Linked DNA regions of Homo sapiens: regions 2, 3 and 4 are each linked to region 1. The links are chromatin contacts, found by Hi-C or POLR2A ChIA-PET in ENCODE. All regions are on one chromosome and are shown on one strand. Each heading gives the region's core, a stretch centred on a gene start or an enhancer-like site at or near the end of the contact. The rest is flanking DNA. Distances are from core to core; before and after follow the strand shown.

Region 1 (4,806 bases), core at 1,640-4,139:
AATACAAAGATTAGCCGGGCTCGGTGGCTCATGCCTGTAATCCCAACTATGCAGGAGGCTGAGGCAGGAGAATCGCTTGAATCCTGGAGGCAGAGGTTGCAGTGAGCCGAGACCGCCACTGTACTCCAGCCTGGGTGACAGAGTGAGACTAGGTCTCAGAAAAAAAAAAAAAAAAGAAAAGTCATTTTTATTTCCTTTCCTATGAATTATCTGTTCTGAACTGTTGCCTATTTTCCTATTGTGTTGTTAGTCTTTTTCATACTTCTTACTTGCCTATGATGTGATTATTTTTCTCAACTTGTCATTTGTCTGAGTTTGCTTATGGTGTCATGATTGTTGTTATGCCATATAAGTTTTTAATTTTTATGTAGTTAAATTTGTCAATCTTTTCTTTTATGGCATCTACATTTTCTTTTCTTTCTTTTTTTTTTTTTTTTTTGAGATGGAGTCTCAGTCTGTTGCCCGGGGTTGGAGTGCAGTGGTGTGATCTCGGCTCACTGCAACCTCTGCCGCAGGGGTTCAAGCGATTCGCCTGCCTCAGCCTCCCAAGTAGCTGGGATTACAGGCGCCTGCCACTACGCCTGGCTAATTTTTTGTATTTGTAGTAGAGATGGGGTTTTACCATGTTGGCCAGGCTGGTCTCGAACTCCTGACCTTGTGATTCGCCAGTCTCAGCCTCCCAAAGCGCTGGGATTACAGGCATGAGTCACCACGCCCGGTCTAGATTTTCAATCATACCCAGAAAGGTCTTCTCATTGCAAAATTATAAGGAATCCATGCTTTCTTCTGTTTTTCTAGTACCTTTATAGTGTCATTTCAAAATACACACATCTTTTCATCACTTGAAACTTGTTTAGAGTAATAAACTTTTGGAGATTCAACCTGTAGGTTTTTTTGACTACCCAATTGTCTCAACCCCTTTTATTATTTATTAATTTATTTAACAACACATAACAGAATCATTTATTGAAAACAGTACTCTGGAAAAACTATGTGCACAACAATGCCTGTTTCACCCATTTTACAGTGGGTACATGGTGGTCTGGGGCATTCGTCAACTTGCTCAAGCCTTTAGGTAAGTAGAGTTTGCGGCTTTTCTGAGAATCTGCCTGCATGTTCCCTCCTTCCCCAGCCTCCCAAGCCATCCTGTGGTTCAGACACCTCCACCTCGTGCAGCCAGGCTCTCAACAAAGCCAGTAATCCAATGTGTTGGCTTGCACTGGGCTTGCATCTGTGTCTCCAGGATGCACAAGGGGTTCCAAGCCCCATGGACACATTGTCCCTGGTTTAGCTAAAGCTGGTGAGAAGCCTCAGAAGTGGCCTGACACCTTTCTGTGACAGGACAGGGTTCAAATTCAACATCTAAGACCCCAGGATGAGCGGAGGGTAGAGGGTGGTGAGCTTGCCCACTCAGCTCCCTGAGTATTGCTGGAGTCCCAGGTGCTACTTTAGTTTTATTTCTGCATGTACTTTAGTCATTTCTGTACTTTGCTCTGTTCCATTGTGTTTTTTGTGTGTGTGTGTTTGTGCATGTGCACGCACACCAGTTTTAATAACTTAGGCTCTATAATATGTTTTAATATCCAACAGGGTTAGTTCCCACCTCCTTGTTCTTCATTTTGAAAGCCTGTTTCTGGACTAGTTTTGTTTGGTTTTCTATACGAATTTTAGGAACAAATAGGGTAATTAAAAAAAAAGAACGAAACCACACACGACCTATTAATCCTATTAGTACTTTTATTGGGATTATGTTAAATTTAAATTTTACTAAAGGAGAATTGAGATCTTCATGAACCCACAGACGTCATTCATCTTTCCATTAGACTGTTTTATTTGTAAAATGAGAGTAATAATAGTACCAATCTCGTGGGACTGTCCTGAGAATTAAATGAGAAAATGCATGCGAAATATACTGGGGTGAACACGTTGCTTTGCCACTTAGCTGTGTGAACTTGGGCATGGTAGGTTATTCTGAACATTGCTCTCTCATTTGTCAATAAGGATAATACTAGCATCTGGAGTCACAGGACTCCAATGACGGTGAAATTAGACAAAGCGTGCAAAGTACCCAGTGCTCTGCCTGGAACATAAGTGCACAATAAATATTAGCTGTTTTTCTGTTTTTCTAAAACATAGGCCACCCCAGGGCAAGGAAGTGCGACTCAAAGCAAAAGCAGCTGGGCGCGGTGGCTCACGCCTCTCATCCCAGCATTTTGGAAGGCCGAGGCCAGCGGATCACTTGAGGTCAGAAGTTCGAGACCAGCCTGGCCAACACGGTGAAACCTGTCTCTGTAAAAATACAAAAAAATTAGCCAGGTGTGGTGACATGCGCCTGTAGTTCCAGCTACTCGGGAGGCCGAGGTATGAGAATCGCTTGAATCCGGGAGGTGGAGGTTGCAGTGAGCCGAGATCGCGCCACTGCACTCCAGCCTGGGCGACAAAGTGAGACTCCGCCTCAAAAAAAAAAAAAAAAAAAAAAAAAGCAAGGAAGAAAAAAAGCAAAAGCTTGGAGGGATCCACCTCAAGTGGAGGGCCCCAAGGTCAACTCATCTTTCCCAGGACCTATGTCACCGTCGGTACCCACTTCTGACTTTCCTGGTGCGTCTGGAATGGGAAGCCGCGATCCCGAGTGTACCAGGCCGCTCAGGGACTCCAGGACCCAGCCCCGGACCCAGGGTTCCGGCGCTGCCACGTCTCGCGCGGTCAGCTAGCCAGACGGGAGCAGGCGGGGCCGAGGCGGGGCCAGACCCCGAGCGCGCTTTGTCACGCCTTATGCCCGCCCCTCCGCGGCCCGAGTCGCTGGTGGGACGGCACCGGGGCAGAGAGGCGTAACGCTGTGAGGGGGCGGGGCCCATTACGCGCCCGGAAGTCCCGGGGAGGGGTGTGACGTACATCCGGCGAGTAGCTGGCGGTCCCGGGTGCTGCTGGTTAGTGTGCTCTGAGGGAGGGTCCGAGCCAGCCGCTGTTTTGCCGGAGGAGCCCCTCAGGCCGTGAGTCTGAGGGTCGCGTCGGGGAGGGGAGTTGGGGCTCGAGGGGCTGGGACGGAAGGCGGGGAGGTCGGAGCGGAGGCTGGCCCTGGCGGGGTTGGGTGGGGGGGAAGTGACACGCAGGCGGTTCTGTGGGGCCGCGGGGCTGATTCTGGGCGGGGACGGGACAACTTGGCCAGATCTGCTCCGTCCCCTGCTGTCCTCTTTGCCTGGGGTCCACTTGCATTCCGCTCGGGGGTCTCGCAGCTGCTGGGCCGGATAACAGTTTCTTGTCTGTACCGTGCGCTCCGGTTTACGAAATGGCTCCATGTCCTCTGTCTCGGAAGAGCCTCACAGCCCTCGGTGAGGCGGGTGGGAGCCCTTTATGATTATCCTTGTTTTGTAGACTCGGAGACTGAGGCTGGCCAAGGCTCCGCAGTTAGCGAGTGTGAGCGCTCGAACCTGGTCTACAGGCCCCTAGTCCAGGGCTTACCCCCAAGTCAGCGCTTGGTTGTCTTCCGATGGCCCGGGTCGAACCCTGTATTTTCTCCTTCTCCCTTCCCCTTTTCCCCTGTCTGGTCTCTGCATGGAAAAATTTCCTTATGTGCATTTGACATGGATTAGCGTTTTCTTCACGATTCTAGCCAGTGGGTCAGGAGCATCTTTGTCTTGTTGATTCCATCGGCTTCGGTTGCGACAGGGGGCTTAGGGAGATTCGCCATGGGGCTGACCTTTGACATTTACCCCGCAGCTAAGCAGAGTTAGCTAAAAGCCAGCCGCCTACTACCCCAAATCTGCCTGGAATGGCGTCTTAAAGTTGCCCTGATTATGTATAACAAGTAATGCGTAAATTTTTAAATTGGCTAATGGTCAGATTGGTGCCCTCCTTTTCTATTAACATTTGTTTGAATCATTTAGCCCTGGAATTCGCAAGTTTTCATTTTAGGTACATTAATAGTGTTTTGTTGATAGTTTAGAGACCTACCTTAAATTTTAGATTACTCTTAACTTCTCGTAAGGTGGTACAATGGACCAAGAATAGAAAATAAATAGAATGCTAGTTATTAAAATACCATTCAAAAGATGTGATGAGTTGTAAGGAAGAGAACTTCGGAAGATCATCCTCTGTGTAGTTGGTGGGTTAAAGAAGTTTTAGTTTTTTTTTTTTTCCCCAGCAATTTTGTGGTTTGGGTTTGAATTTTATGTACTGTTAACAGGAAGAGCTTAGGCTTTGGTGTTAGAGATGAGGGTTTAAGCCCTGGCACTATTACTTTTTCAACTGAGCCGTCTTAAAGGACTCAGCAAAACTAGGAGTATCCTCATCTTTATCTTGTTAAATGAGGCCAGTGATCCTTGCCTGGTAGGGTTGGTGTGGGGATGAAATGAGATGTACAAGTACTGTGCAGATTGTAAAACTACTGATGAGTTGGTACAAATCCTAAGATCTTAAGGAGAGAGGAGCCACCAAGGCCATTTTCAGCTGCTGAGGAGGCTGAGGTGGGAGGATCTCTTGAGCCTGGGAGGTTGAGGCTGCAGTGAGCCATGATGGCAACACTGCACTTCAGCCTTGGAGACAGAGTCTTGGTCTGTCTTAAGAAAAGGGGGGCGGGGGCATTTTCTTAACTTTGGGTAGCAGTGCAACCCGACTCTTTGGATCTAGTAAGGGTTTTTATTATTTTTAGCTCACCTGAAGAGTTTCTTCAGTCAGCCTCCACTCTCATCACTCCTTTACAACCCAACACTTCTATATACATTTGTACTACACTGGTTTTCAGTCAATACTTTACAGACTTGTAAAAAATGTTTACATCACTTTAGAAATTTTTCTTTCTTTCTTTTT
Region 2 (4,806 bases), core at 994-3,493, 410 kb before region 1:
TTAGTTATTAAGTGGGTTCAAGAATATGGCCAAATTCAAACAAAAGGAAATATTTATTTTTTCCTACATGAGCACTAATCAATCAGAAAACTTAGTTATTAAGTGAGTTCAAGAATATGGCCAAATTCAAACAAAAAGAAATATTTATTTTTTCCCGCATGAGCATTAATTAGTCAATCAGAAACTGTAATAGAAAAAAAACCATAATTTCAAAAAATAAACCATGAATAAATTTCATGAGAAGTAGGTATGACTTAAAAGAGGAGTGTTAATAACTTTTATTATTAAAAGACACAAAAGAACCTTAATAAACATAGGGAAAAAACATATTCCTTAATGGGAACACACAATATTATAAAAGCGCCCATTCTCCCTAAATTAGTCAATAAATTAAATGTAATTTCAATCAAAATACCAATGAGATTTTTAAATAGAAGTCCATATGCTGGTTCTAAAATCCATTTGGAAATGAAAGTACACTGGAACACTCCAGAAGTATAGAAGAATGAAAAAGAAAGAATGAATGAAAGAAGGAGAGAATGAGGATGGGAGACAGAAGGAGGAAGGGAGAAAGAACAAGAACTTGAGAAGACCTCGAAAAAAATCAATGGAGAGACTAGAGTACACATATAGAATATGTCTGCCTTGCAATGACAGAAAACCCAACCCAGCTCACTTAAGCACAAAAGGATCTGGGTTGTCAGTTAAAAGTTTTGTGGGCATAGGGGTAACCTGGCTCTAGACATGATGGGGTACAGCAGCTAAAGGGCAACAGCAGTTGCCTCAGCTCAATTCCACTGGCCTTGGTGTGTTGGTTTCATTTTCATATTTGTTTTCACCTTGTGGCTGTGTGACAACTGTAGCCACGTCTGGCCTCTCCCTTTTAAGTTCCACAAGAATAGTTAACACTCTTCCAGTCACTCAGAAAAATGCCAGGGATAAGCTCTGATTGGGTGTAATTGGCCGGCTGAGTCACATGGCCAGCCCTGGGCCAATGGCAGTGCCAGGACAATGAGATGCACAAATTGGCTCAAGCCTTGGTTCTTGTTCCTGCTGGGGATGGGGAAAATCAGACATGGTTACCAGAAGGATGAATGGAGGCCAGGAGCAACAACAACCCCGTGTCTACTCTATGGACTCAGGTATAAGTGCTTACTTCACATATGATGAAAACCATAGTTCCAGTAAGGGGGAAATGTGGCTATTCCATAAATAATGTAGGCCAGCCTGGTGCAGTGGCACATGCCTGTGGTCCCAGCTACTTGGGAGGCTGAGGCAGGAGGACTGCTTGAGGCCAAGAGGTCAACACCAGCCTGAGCAACATAGCAAGATCCCATCTCTAAAATAATAATAACAAATAATAATAAATGTGGGCCAACTGGATATCCATTTTGGAAAAAAAAAATACACTATCTCATGTCATTCACAAAAGTTTATTCCAGATGAATTAAAGCATTAAACATAAAAGACAACACTGTAGAAATATTCAAAGAAAACATAGGAAAGAGATCTAGAACCTTGGGTAGGGAAGGCTTGCTTACACAAGTCAAAAAACACACCATGTATAAATTGAACAACTTCTCTATGAAAAAATACACTAAAAACGTTACAAGACCTGAGACAAACTGGGAGAAAGAACTGACTGTATATCTATCTACCTACCCACAAAACAAATTATATTAAAATTTTATGCCTGTTAATTAAAAAAAGACAATCTAGCAGAAAAATGGGCATATACATAACAGAATAAATTCAAATGGCCAGTAAACATATGAAAGGATGTTCCAACCTCATTACTAATCTGGAAAAGTCGAGTTAAGGTAAAAATAAAAGACTTTCTTTCTTATCAGATTGGCAAAAATTAAAAGGATTGGCGACCTCAAATGTTAAGGCAGGAATGGGGAAATGGATACTTTCATAAACTGTGAAAGGCTATGAGTGTTTAATTCAGCTTAGATGCCGTCATTTAGTTCAAAGAAAGAATAACAATTACTTTTGAAGGGCAAAGACACTGTGCAGGTTTGTTGATGGTGAGGTGGGCGGATGTGGGAAAAGGAAAGAATAGCCAAGAGGGGGTGCAAAGTGAAACTCAGAAGGCCCATAGATAATCTACCAGTGTGACTCAGAGAACACAAGCCATTTCCCATTCTTGTGGCTGTAGAGGGGAACCTCTTGAAAGTACACAGGGGTTTAAATAACATCAAGTCAGAGAACCACAAGAATTTGACGGAGGGCTTTCAAAGTCATCATGCTTTCCCCTTAGTCTCCTCCCCGAGTCACCCCAGCCTGGGCACTCTTCCAGGATCTACCTTTCTCTCCTCTCAACCTGTCATCGAAAATGGCAGAGAGGATTACCATATCCAGCCCTGAAACAAGCAAGGATTTGGCATCAGACACGGGTATCTCTAGCTGTAAAATAACACCTTGTGGTATTGTTGGAGGGTTGAACGAGATGATGACTGTAAAAGAAACCAGATATAATGCTTGACAAAGTAAGTAATCTAATAAAGGACATCATAAAATAAGCAAAGGTTATTGATCTGAAGCTAGGTCAGCTCCAGCATAGACTGAGACACACAGGAATGGAGAGGACAGGCTCTAAGACAGCATGTATATCTAATGGTATTTTAAAGCTAAAAAATAAATGCAACATATATGATAAAGTTATCATCTTAACAAATCAATAGGAAAGGGGTCAAGTGTGGTGGCTCACCCTGTAATCCCAACACTTTGGGAGACTGAGGTGGGAGAATCACTTGAGCCCAGAAGTTCAAGACAAGCCTGGCCAACATAGTGAGACCCCATCTCTACAAAAAAAAGAAAATTCAAAAATTAGCCGAGTGTGGTGGCATATGCCTATAGTTCCAGCTCTGGAGGCTGAGGTGGGAGAATCACTTGAGCCTAGGAGGTCGAGGGTGCAGTGAGTTATGATTGCACCACTGCACTCTAGCCTGGGTGATAAAGTAAGACCCTGACCCAGAAGCAGCATAGAATTTAAAAAAGAAAAAGAAAAGAAAAGAAAGAGAAAGGGAGAAAGGGAGAAGAAAAGGAGAAAGGCAGAAAGAAAGAAAAAGAGAGAGAGAGAAAGAAAGAAAAAGAGAGAGAGAGAAAGAAAGAAAGAAAGAAAGAAAGAAAGAAAGAAAGAAAGAAAGAAAGAGAGAAAGAGAGAGAGGGAGGGAGAGAGGAAGGAAGCGAGGAAGGAAGCGAGGAAGGGAGGGAGTGAGGGAAAGAGAAGGAGAAAGAGAAAGAGAAAGAAAGAGGAAGGAAGGAAGGAAAGAATGAAAGAAAGAAAAGAAAGAAAGAAGGAAGGAAAGAAAGAAAGAAAAGGAAGAAAGAAGAAAGAACAAAAAGAAAAAAGGAAGAGAAAGAATGAAAGAAAGAAAAAGAGGAGGAAAGAAGGAAGGAAACAATGAAAGAAGGAAGGAAGGAAAGAAAAGAAAGAAAGAAAAGGAAGAAAGAAGAACAAAAAGAAAGAAAGAATGAATGAAAGAAAGAAAGAGAGAGGAAGGAAGGAGAGAAAGAGAGAGAAAGAAAGAAAGAAGGAAAGGAAGGAAGACAAACGCCCAAACAAAAAAGTCAGCAAAGGACATAAACAATTCATAACAGAAAAAAAAATGGCCAAAACACATGAAAAAAATCCAACTTCACTATTAGTTAAAAAGAAATAAAATTGAACAAATATGAGATTCCATTCTGAGTCATAAAACTGTGGGCAGTGCTAGCAAGGCTGGGAAAGAGCATGCCCACTCACTGCTATCTGAGACTCTGAAACAGGGCATTTCTAAAGGACAAACTGAAGGTACACATGGAAAGCCTTCAAAATGAAGCTTCCCTTTGTTTAGGAGATAACCAGAGGTTTGCACTTCCATCCACAGATTTGGAGGCACCAACCCAGATGGCTACAGCCTCCTCCATCCACAGGGAAGATTAAGCAACAGTTCCCTGACCCATGACCACCATCGTGGACAGGACCTGCCCCCTCTCTTGAGATGGCAGCATAGGGCAGGGCAAGAACCAGCTCTTAGTCTGCTGGAACTGTACCATGTGAAGCTGGAAACCAGGGTGGTCATTTTCACCAAGCAGTGCCACAGCAGTGCCGGCCTTCAGAGACAAAGCAGGTGCCCAGAGAGGCTGAGACAAGGCAGAGGGTGGGTTGTTCAAGTCTGTGCAAGAAAGCTATTTGGCGAAACACCTGTGAAGAACAAAGGAGGAAACAGAAGGCAACAGGAAGGGCCTTCAAACCACAGTGTGGCTCTAATACCCACAAAAAGAGAGAGGGAAAGAGCCAGAGAAATAAAATCCTAAGCCCCTCAACTGACCAAATGGACCACCTCTTGGCCTAGGGGACCCCCGAGAAACCTTAAAAATGGAGTTCCCGGACATGATGGAACAGGAGGTTGGACAGGCCTCATTATGCCCCCTCCCCCCCTAACCATTAGGCTTTCTTCTCTAAGGGTTAAACAGAAACCACTGCTTCACGCTGGTACCAACCAACTGCCTAACACAGCCCCTCCCCTTTTGCAGCTTGACACAGCAACCGCTAAGCAGTCCCTCCTGATAAAAAAAAAAAAAAACCCTGGCCACAGAGTGGTTCTGGCCAGTCTCCAGAAGCTGCACCCAGAGGGCCTTCGTGTCCTCTGCTTCCCGTTTTAATGTAGAGGGCCTAACTGTAATATGTTTAAATGTTAAGTCTCCACCCCAAAGTGAATCTGGGACACGTGTTACATACATGTTACCCTACTACGAATGCCCTTGCCTCCCCTTTGTGAATATTCATTGCTGCTCCTATAACCTGTTGAATATGTA
Region 3 (4,806 bases), core at 2,307-4,806, 310 kb before region 1:
CTCCCCTCCCAGAGGCCCAGCAGTCAGCAGGCCCAAGCTTCCATACGCCCGCCCAGCCTGCCATTTCCTGACCCCGTGTATGGAGGTCCCACAGGGCTAAGGAGGGACTAGTGGGCACCGACTGAGGACAAAGCCCTCCAGCTTTCACAGGAGAGGTGCCTGGCCCACCCAGCCTGCTCCAGACCTCACCCAGAGGCCCAGGGCCATGCACCTGGCTGCTGAGGAAGCCCTGCAGAGTCCTGGCCACAGGGGATGGCTCATAATCAAAGGCCCCCACCGCCACATCAACTGAGCACTCACTCCATGCCATGCACTGGGCCACATGCTTTGCACTGATTTTCTCCCACTGAACCCACAAGGAGGTAGAGGTTACTGACCCCACTCTAAAGATGAGGAAACCAATACATTAATTGACTTGCTGGAGGTTGCATGGTGCATTAGTATCAAAGCATATCTAGAATCTGGGCTGTCTCTCAGGTGCCAGGTTGGGCAGAGGAGACCTGAGCATAGCCAGGTGGGGGACCCCTTCCCTGTGCAAGCCCACGGCTTAGCAGAGAAGGAGCCCGCCCCAGAGGGCAGTGGCTCTCATCACAGACGCAGCTACATGTGTGCTCTCTCTCTCACCTGGGGGATCCCTGTCAAAGACCCGCAGGCTTGGGTTCAGAAGGAGAATCCCCAGACAGTTCCTCTCCTATTCTGGTAGGAAAGGAACAGTTGGAGCACCCTACCCAGGCCACACAGCCTCACTTCAGGAAGCCTCTGGAGATCCAGGGAAGATGAGAATCAAAATTCAAAGAGCACCTGCTGGCACTTAAGGCACAAACACAGCCTTGTAATGCAGAGGTGGAGAGGCCAAATGACTCTGAGTAAAACACAGGAGACTGAGCTTTTTGGGGTCCTCAAACCCCAAAGTGAGAGTCTAGAAATAAGCTCCACCACAGAGCACCTGTACCATCACCACCCCAAACAGGACAACTTCCGGGCACTGTGCCACGCAGGGAAACAGTGATAACCAGGCAATGCACGCCTCGGCCTACCTCTCAGAACCCACCTGTGTCTGGTTCCTGGCCTCTGCTGTCCGCTGGCTCTGGCAAGCATATGTGTCTGTGCCCCCCAGGAGCTCACAGCCAACTCCATTCTGCCCAGGCACTTGAGCGGCTTCCCTGTGGCTCCGAGTCTTTTGTCTGGGAATGTCGGTTCCCATCCCCGTCTGTGCTCTGCTGGGTCTACCTATATGTCTGTCCACTTACATGTCTGCCTCCCATGTGGGGAGATTCAGATCCCAGCAATGGTGTATTTCTATGTACGTGTCTGCAGCCCATACGTGGCCCACGCTGATGGGTTCATGTATGTCTGTCCCCGCACATGTCTGTGTCCCTGGGTTGTTTGCTCACCCCCACCATCCTCCTGTGTCTGTCCTCAAGTATATATGTATCCAGCTCCTCTACGTCTCTGCCCACACAGATGTAAACCTGAGCACACACACGCACTCACGTCTCTGCCCACACGGGGCATCCCCCACAGGTGCCTGGGTAACCCAGGTCTGTGCACCACCTGTTTGGAGGCAGGCAAGTGTGTTCACACAAGTTCTCACAGTGCCAGCCAAGGGCTTCGGGTGAGCTCAGCAACTCCCACTCCCAGAACTGCACCCAAGGCCACGAGCATGAGCACACTGCCACCTCCACGAAGTGCTCCAGAAAAACAGAAACCTGCCAGGGACAATGAGGGAGGGGGCAGGGCCCCAGATACAGCAGAGCCTCACAGAAGTGAGGTCAGAGCTGTGCCAGGAACCACCCACCTCAAGCCACCTGGGCCCTACTGTGCCCACCCCCAACACTGGCCAGGAAAGGGAGGGGGGTGCATGCACCACCTGGGGTCTGTCTGCACTCATAGGAAACTGGCCCAGTGCCTGCCAGCCTCCCGACCTACCCCAACCCCCCGCGACAGAGGCTCTTCAGAAAGGAAGTGAGGACTTCCTCCTGCTTACCTCTGAACCTCCTACAAGGCTGGCTCTAGACCCCAAACCCCAGGAGCCACAGGGCAACTAGGAGTGTCCTGTGCTCAGCCCAAGCCAAGAAACCAAATGGGTTATTTCAGAAATCCACCAGCAGGAAACAAACAAACCTGGGAGTGGGTGGGGATGAGTGCAGGAGAACCTCCTCAGCGCCCCTGCTGCTCCCTGCCCTTGGAGCAAGGTAATAAGGAAGGGCGGGCATGGAGCTGGAACATTTCAGCACATTTGCTTGCTTGCATGGAACTGGATCTCTGCTGCCCTGGCACTCTCGCAGCCTACATTACTCACATAGCAATTAATGGTGTGTAGCCTCTTGGCTTTCCACTATTACCAGTTCAGGACTGGTATTGAAACCCTGTATCGGGGAACTTTGTGTGTTTATGTCCTGTCTTGCCCCCAGGGGCTGAGCCTCCTGAGGACAGAATCCTCCAAATCCTCCTCCATCCACACATTCCAGGGGCACGGCCCAGTGCCCTTCCTGGCATTTAAGAGGTGCTCGGCCACTGGGTTCAGGTTACTCTACCCAGAAGCCAAGGAGTTGGTTCCTGGGCCTCTGGCTGGGAGAGTAGAGATGCCCAGAAGATTCCCTGGGCCATGAAGCTTTACTCCCATCTCTGACAACCCAAGAGAAAGGGCTCCAACCATCCCGGCCACCTTCAGGAGCCGGGTCTCCCATAGGCCACTCTCTCTCTGACAGGTTACTGCCCCTTCAGGAAAACCCTCTGAAACTGAAAAACGTACTCTCCTTGGAGACCCGGGCCTACAGAGGAAGAGGGCCAGACTGGGCCAAGAATCAAAGCCTGTGCCCGCTGAGACTTCTGGACTCGTCCTGGGTCTGAGGGCCTCACGCCCCCTAGAGATGAGTCCCAGGACCCCATCTCGGTCATGAAGCGGCTTCCCTCTCCCCAATCTCCCCCTAACTTCGCGGGAAACCCTAGCTCCTGGCCATGCTCCCAGGTCTGGCAATGAAAAGTGGAATTGTCACCAGGCCATGCCTACACCAAACCCAGGGAACTCGGGAGAGGGGGTAGCCCAGGGTCCAACACACACAACCACCCAGCAACTGCTCCCTGTGAGTCCCTCTTGCCTCCCAGGGACCAATCCTGAGCGGGTGTGGGGTGAAGGCCCAGGACCTCACCTCTCCAAAGGATGGGGAGTTGGTGTCTGGAGCAGCCTCGGGCTGGGGGGTGCCCGGGGGATTCCAGATTTGCCCTCCCCTCGCCAGCCCCAGGGCAGGACACTTCGGTACCTGCCAGCCCGCGGCTCCGGGGGGCATCCGTGCTCCTGCGGCCGGCGTGCTGCGCCCGAACTGCGGGCGCCGAGTCAGGCAGCGACGGGGCGCGCCCGGCGCGCGCTCTGGCTCCAGCTCGCTCCTCCCAACTTCGCCAGCCCATGCGGGGGCAGAGGTGGCTCCGGAGGTGGGCAGGCCAGGCGGACCCGGCGAGGCCACGCGAGAGGGAGCCCGTGCTCACCGGCGACGGGACCTGCGCGCCCCGGCCCGTGCGCGCCGCGCTGCTCCCCAGCGCCCCGCTACCCAACGCCGAGGGGCGGACCCGACCCGGCCGCCAATCACCGCGCCCGCCCCCGCCCGGACCGCGAGTCCCGGCCCCACCGCGAGGGGCGGGGGGCTCAGATTTAAAGACACACTCAGCCCAGCCGCAGCCCCCGGGCGGGAGGAACGCGGGCGCCACGTTCCCCGGCTGCGCTTCCTCCCTCCGCCCGCCCACCCTCCGCGAGGAGGAAAAGTTTGGGGCGGGGGAGACTGCCCGGGAAGCCAGTTCCTCTTCCCTCGTCGCTAGTGCGGCTCCTTCTGGAAGACACCCAAACCCGACATCCAGCCTCCTGGCTGCGAGAGGCAGCAGCGCTCTGGGCGCCACACCCCGTCCCGGACGCCGGCTACCCGCGACACCCGCTGGCCCGGCTTCCCTCGCCCCCCTCTGCTTTACAGCCAGGCCGAGCCTCGGCGGGACCGAGCCCAGCATCCGGGCTCCGGGCCGGCCTCGCTGTGCAGTGCGGCCGGAGCTGGATGATGGTGCGCTCTGCACTTTTGCCTCCCACGTGTCGAAGGGGAGCCCCTAAACAGCAGACGGTCCCCCCAAGCAGGGGCTTCTCCCACGCCCCGGGGTCCTAAGGAAACGCGCCCCTCGGCCCCCAGAGGTGAGAGGGGAACAGCAGAGCAGAGCTTTGGATGGAGAGGGGTCCCTCCGCCCCCACCCATCATGCGGCTCCAGGCAGTGACCCGCACCATAGGCCTGCCCCCCCCACCACTCCTCACCCCACACGCGCGGACTAGCACTAGGCGGCAGCCAGCCCGGCCCACTCCGACGGCCCCGCACGCCCCCGCGAGCACGTGGGTGAACGCACCCACGTGCGTGCGTTCACTCTTCGCTGTGCTTCCTCGCGGAGAGATAGGCTTTGTTGTGGTTGGTGAGTCACTTCCTCCCTCTCGCTGCTCCACACTCGGGAAATCCTTTTTTCTCACCTGTTACCACCTGCCTCACCCCCATTCAGGACTGGAGCTGGATTTCGGCGAGCTGGGGTTGCCCCAGGATGCAGGCAGTGTAGGCCCCACCTCTGTCAGGCTGGAGAGCGCTGGGCTGGGAGAGGGGAACACATTCCCCATGACCCCTAAGAATAACTGAAGACAAGAGAAATCACTCATTGTGGTGGTCTCACCATGTCCCTAGCACCTAGCTCTTAAGTGCCTCGCGAAGTTATAAGGTCGGTACTTTTCTGATCCCTATTTTAACAAATGAGGAAACAGGCCCAGGGAAGACTTGTCCTCAGCTCCA
Region 4 (4,806 bases), core at 888-3,387, 270 kb before region 1:
GCCCAGGCTGGAGTGCAATGGCGCAATCTTGACCCACTGCAACCTCCGCCTCCTGGGTTCAAGCGATGCTCCTGCCTCAGCCTCCCGAGTAGCTGGGATTACAGGCATGTGCCACCACGCCCAGCTAATTTTGTATTTTTGGTAGAGACAGGGTTTCTCCATGTTGGTCAAGCTGGTCTCAAACCCCCGACCTCAGGTGATCTTCCCACCTCAGCCTCCCAAAGTGCTAGGATTACAGGCGTGAGCCACTGCGTCTGGCCTCACTGAATTATTTACTTGTTTTTATTTTTTTTTTTTAAAGAGGGTCTTGCTATGTTGACCAGACTGGTCTCAAACTCCTGGCCTCAAGCTATCCTCCAGCCTTGGCCTCCCATGTGTTGGGATTACAGGCATGAACCACCACACCTGGCCTGAATTATTTACTTAACACAGATTTTTTGGGTTCCAACGATGATGATGGTATATACTGTGTGACAGCAGGATGAACAAGACATTTCCAGCTTTAGGAAACTAACAGACTGTCCAGGGCTCATGTGGTGGACAGCCCAGGTCTCCTGAATCTTAGATGAGGCCTCCAGCTATGTGGGACAGCCTCCTCCCCTAAGACAGAGGACAAAGGCTTGGAGCTCCTAGTTGAGCCTGCTGGGCCTTTCTCCATTTTCTAACAACCTGCTCAGGTCGCAGCCTATGGTTCTTTTGTTGTTGTTGTTGTTGTTGTTGTTTTGTTTTTTGAGACAGGGACTCACTCGGTTGCCCAGACTGGAGTGCAGTGGCCCGATCTTGGCTTATTGCAACCTTTGCCTCCCAGGCTCAAGCAATCCTCCCACTTCAGCCTCCAGAGGAGCTGGGACTACAGGCGCACACCACAAAAATGCCTGGCTCATTTTTGTATTTTTGGGTAGAGACAGGGTTTCACCATGTTGACCAGGCTGGTCTTGAACTCCTGAGCTCAGGTATCTGCCAGCCTCATCCTCCCTAAGTGCTGAAATTACAGGTGTGAGCCACCGTGCCTGGCCAGCAGCCTATGGTTCTTTTGAGCTAGAGGCATCCTGTGAAAGAAGTCAGGTGTATAGAGCACTTAGCACTATGCCTGGCGCTTAGTAAGTGTTCAGTAAGTGTTGGCCAGCAGCTAAGTGCTTGTCAAGGCTAGGTAGGTGGGGGGAGCTAAGAAGAGAAAGAGCCCTCAGGTGTAAAGGAAAACGGATGGGGCCAGACACTGGGGCAGGGATTTACATTTCTTTAAAAGTCATTCCAGCCCTGATTTGACTTTGCACCTGGAAGGGAGGAGGCCAGACAAGATCACTCTTGTGCAAATAAGGAAAGCTGAGCCCAGAGATCAAAGTGAGTGGCCCTGAGCCGACACCCAGGTCTTCTGTGGCCCTGCCACACCAGGCAGGGATTGGGGGATGTGGGCAACAAGGGTAACACCTTTCCTCCTGAAATCACTGGGGTGATGTCTGCCTGTCGGGGAAGAGCCTGATGAACCAGGATCACCCCGTTGGCTCCATCTGGCTCCAGCTTCTGCTGAACACTCCCTTTTCAGGTGGAGAAGTCATCGTCCTGGTCCCTCCTGCCTTCTGTCTTCCCCAGGAAAGCACTTCAGTATTTGGTAGGGCCAGGGGTGCTCCCCGAGGCCATCTAGACAGTGGCCAGGGAGGCTGCGCCGGCCAGATTGTGTCAAAGTCTGCCTGAGAGCCACGAGGATCCCTCGGCATTCTCTTCCTGCTTCTTGAGGAGCCTGCGGTCCATTTGCAGCCTGAGTGGAGAGGATGGGGCAGGGATCCCAGGTGAGGTCGAGTAAGGAAGTCGCAGTTCTGACCTGGGAATCTGCCGGGACAAGCCTGCTCTGTCTCAGCATCAAGGCGTTTGGTACCTAGAGGAGCAGGGTGCCAGGGTGTCCAGACCGGGCAAACCAGGAGCCCTAGATCCCGTCCCTGGAACTAGGTCCTCCGCCAGCTTTGCGGGCCTCCTCCGCACCAGGCTCAGGTCTCGCCCATCCCCAGCAGGAGGTCTCTCTGCCCCCCACCCTCCGGAGGGGGGTTATATGATCTTAAAGCTTCCCCAGAGGGAGGAAAGGTGGGGGCGGGGCGGCTGCTGAGGCCCAGGATATAAGGGCTGGAGGTGCTGCTTTCAGGCCTGGCCAGCCCACCATGCACGCCCACTGCCTGCCCTTCCTTCTGCACGCCTGGTGGGCCCTACTCCAGGCGGGTGCTGCGACGGTGGCCACTGCGCTCCTGCGTACGCGGGGGCAGCCCTCGTCGCCATCCCCTCTGGCGTACATGCTGAGCCTCTACCGCGACCCGCTGCCGAGGGCAGACATCATCCGCAGCCTACAGGCAGAAGGTAGGCAGTGCCGCGTGCCGCGCCCTGCTGGGCACCCCCGGGGCGCCTCCGCCGCGTCCAGCCAGCGGACTCGGGAAGTGCTGTGGGTTGGGGGCTGCGGCTCCGAGCCGGGTTTGCAGCCGCCCGGGCGTCCCGAGCCCAGGGCCTAGCTCTGCGGGTGTCTCCGCGTCAGCAGGCTCGGGGTGCAGCGTTGGTGGCTGGGGGCGTATCCACGGCCGAGTCGGGAAGGGATTCTAGCGTTCAGGGTGTGTCCTCGACGGGGACCATTGTCTCTGGGTTTTGGTTTGGGATTGCGCGGAGCGCAGCGCGGAAGGGTGGGAGCTTCTAATCTCCAGTCTTGTGAAGTTGCTTATCCCGGAGCCTGGGTCTGCGCATCTGTAGGATAGGTGTAATAAATAACACCTCGCCTATCAGACTGTGGAAAGCGCGAGATGACAATGCGCGCGAAACGCTCAGCGCAGTACCCGGCACAGCCACAGTCAACGGTCGTTGGTATTACTGTAATGGTTTGGTCTTGGCGATTTTTTTTTCTTTCTGCGAGTGAGGGTGAATGGGTCCCGGGGTGTGACGTCGGGAGTATCGGCAGCTGAGCTGGTAACATCGGGGATTCGGGCTCACGGCCCGGAGATCAGGGATGGGCTGTCCCGAAGTCGCGAACTGTGGCAGCCTTGGGTCCTCCAGCCGCGCCGGGGAAGTGTCAAGTGTCTCGCTTAACCCCGGGTTCGGGGCCATGATTTGCAGGGGAGTGGGTGTCAAGGACGGCAGGGATCTGAGGGTATCGCCCTCGAGGACCTGGCAGCGCGTTCTGGGCACCCAGCGCGGCGAGCAGGTGGGTGCTGCGGAGAGGGAGCCCCTTCCGCGCCTCAATCCACATTCTGCCGCCTGGGCAGCCGCGGCCGCCCACGCCTCCCTCCGCCTGCGGGGGCCAGACGGCCCTCCCTGGGGCCGGGGCGCAATCCACAAACGCTAATCTGATCCGACCTGCCGCCTGCCCGCCCCTTGTGACCTGGTGCCGGGGGCCCTTCGCTCCCGCGCCTGGGGTCAGACAGCCGGTGACCCTCTCCGGAAGGGTCATCTGGGGACCAGCCAGACCAGGGGACACCCTCGGGGGCGGGGCAATGAGAAATTTGCTGGAGTGCTCGGCCCCTCAACCGAAAAGCGGCCGGGGATGGGAGGGGGCAAAGAAGGGAGGGAGCGCTTTTCCAGTTCACTCCCTTCTGGAAAGTTCGAGATGTGTGCGGTGATGGACAGGCATCTGGAAACTGGGTTCTAGGCCTCAAATCCTGCTTCCTGATTCCCTGTTGTCCCTGGCGCGTCTTGGTTTATCTGCCTTCCCTTCTGTAAATTAGGAGACTGCTCTCTTTCAGCTAAACACTGTTTTTTTGTTTGTTTGTTTTTTCTTTGAAACAGAGTCTCCCTCTGTTGCCCAGGCTGGAGTGCAGTGACACGATTTCGGCTCACTGCAACCTCCGCCTCCCAGGTTCAAGGAATTCTCCTGCCTCAGCCTCCCGAGTAACTGAGACTACAGGCGCGCGCCACTGCGCCCAGCTATTTTTTAATATTTTTAGTAGACACAGAGTTTCACCATATTGGCCAGGCTGGTCTCGCCTGGTCTCGTGGTCCGCCTGCCTCGGCCTCCCAAGGTGTTGGGATTACAGGCGTGAGCCACTGTGACCGGCCTAAACACTGTTTTTTAGTGTACAGCGGCATGTGGCACAGTTACGTTGTGAATTGGCCTCATTTTCTAAGAGCAGTGGGAAGAGCCCGCCTGGAGGGAGACTGGAGGAGAAGGGATGTCCTGGCCCCACTCCTTCCATCTTGGGTTTATTTAGAATAAGCTGCACCGCAGTTGCATGAAAGGGATGTTGGAGTCCAATTGGGTTTACATCTGTATCTGTTGCCGTTTAACCTTCACCTTGGACCTTCAGTTTTCTCATCTGCAAATGGTGAGATGAGAGGAACAGTGAGGAGATTTAGAGAATGCCTGTGAAACACTTGGCACACGGGAAGCCACTGATGGTAACGACCCTTATAATTTATGAAAATGTAGAGTGGGTGCTCAGTGTCAGGTCCTTACAGCCCTGCCTCACAGCCCTGTCTGGGGACGGCGGTGTCGGTGACTGGAAGGGAACCCAAGGGTGTGAGCCACTTTCTTCTTCAGAACTGGAGGTGGGGCCGGGCACAGTGGCTTACGCCTGTAACCCAGCACTTCGGGAGGCCGAGGTGGTCGGATCATGAGGTCAAGAGATCAAGACCGTCCTGCCCAACATGATGAAACCCTGTCTCTACTAAAAATACAAAAATTAGCTGGGCATGGTGGCGCGCACCTGTAGTCCCAGCTACTCGGGAGGGTGAGGCAGGAGAATCACTTGAACCCAGGAGGTGGAGGCTGCAGTGAGCTGAGATCGCACCACTGCACTCGAGCCTGGCCACAGAGCGAGACTCCATCTCAAAAAAAAGAAC

Evidence for each region. A loop is a pair of places that touch in the nucleus more often than their neighbours do. ChIA-PET counts read pairs that join two places held with the same protein, here RNA polymerase II (POLR2A). Pooled maps may share reads with other maps.
Region 2: a map with no recorded cell type shows a loop between it and region 1 (11-fold over the local background). The contact joins the enhancer-like site here to the promoter of SAR1A in region 1. A Hi-C loop is called at or near these places in 4 of 37 single-sample maps with no recorded cell type and 12 of 50 pooled maps. POLR2A ChIA-PET finds 5 or more read pairs at or near these places in 2 of 52 experiments (both activated CD8-positive, alpha-beta memory T cell).
Region 3: a loop to region 1 is called in a map of naive thymus-derived CD4-positive, alpha-beta T cell, with 9 times the contacts of the local background. The contact joins the promoter of PALD1 here to the promoter of SAR1A in region 1. A Hi-C loop is called at or near these places in 1 of 168 maps with a recorded cell type or tissue (naive thymus-derived CD4-positive, alpha-beta T cell), 1 of 37 single-sample maps with no recorded cell type and 7 of 50 pooled maps. POLR2A ChIA-PET finds 5 or more read pairs at or near these places in 3 of 52 experiments (WTC11, activated CD8-positive, alpha-beta memory T cell and naive thymus-derived CD8-positive, alpha-beta T cell).
Region 4: POLR2A ChIA-PET joins it to region 1 with 14 read pairs in WTC11. The contact joins the promoter of NODAL here to the promoter of SAR1A in region 1. A Hi-C loop is called at or near these places in 2 of 50 pooled maps. POLR2A ChIA-PET finds 5 or more read pairs at or near these places in 4 of 52 experiments (H1, HepG2, Panc1 and 1 more).

What each region holds. Positions count from the first base shown.
Region 1 is chr10:70,168,597-70,173,402 of GRCh38, reverse strand. SAR1A (secretion associated Ras related GTPase 1A) reads left to right here and starts at 2,889. Exons shown (of 7, transcript NM_020150.5): 1 at 2,889-2,990. RefSeq lists enhancers at 2,395-2,474, 2,608-3,264, 3,265-3,923 and a silencer at 2,605-2,964.
Region 2 is chr10:70,575,913-70,580,718 of GRCh38, reverse strand. No RefSeq gene overlaps it. Among named protein-coding and RNA genes, the nearest start is that of PRF1, 24 kb to the left of the region's middle. RefSeq lists an enhancer at 4,247-4,376. Within about 2 kb of position 2,243, at least 8 of the 41 ENCODE cell types and tissues checked have a DNase peak (open chromatin) inside an H3K27ac peak, as active enhancers do.
Region 3 is chr10:70,477,517-70,482,322 of GRCh38, reverse strand. It overlaps PALD1 (phosphatase domain containing paladin 1), which reads right to left and starts at 3,556. Exons shown (of 20, transcript NM_014431.3): 1 at 3,264-3,556. RefSeq lists enhancers at 942-1,583, 1,761-1,940, 1,584-2,226 and silencers at 3,221-3,670, 3,871-3,940.
Region 4 is chr10:70,439,012-70,443,817 of GRCh38, reverse strand. It overlaps NODAL (nodal growth differentiation factor), which reads left to right and starts at 2,137. Exons shown (of 3, transcript NM_018055.5): 1 at 2,137-2,343. The coding sequence starts at 2,151. RefSeq lists enhancers at 1,151-1,445, 844-1,453, 2,064-2,673, 2,674-3,281, 3,282-3,891.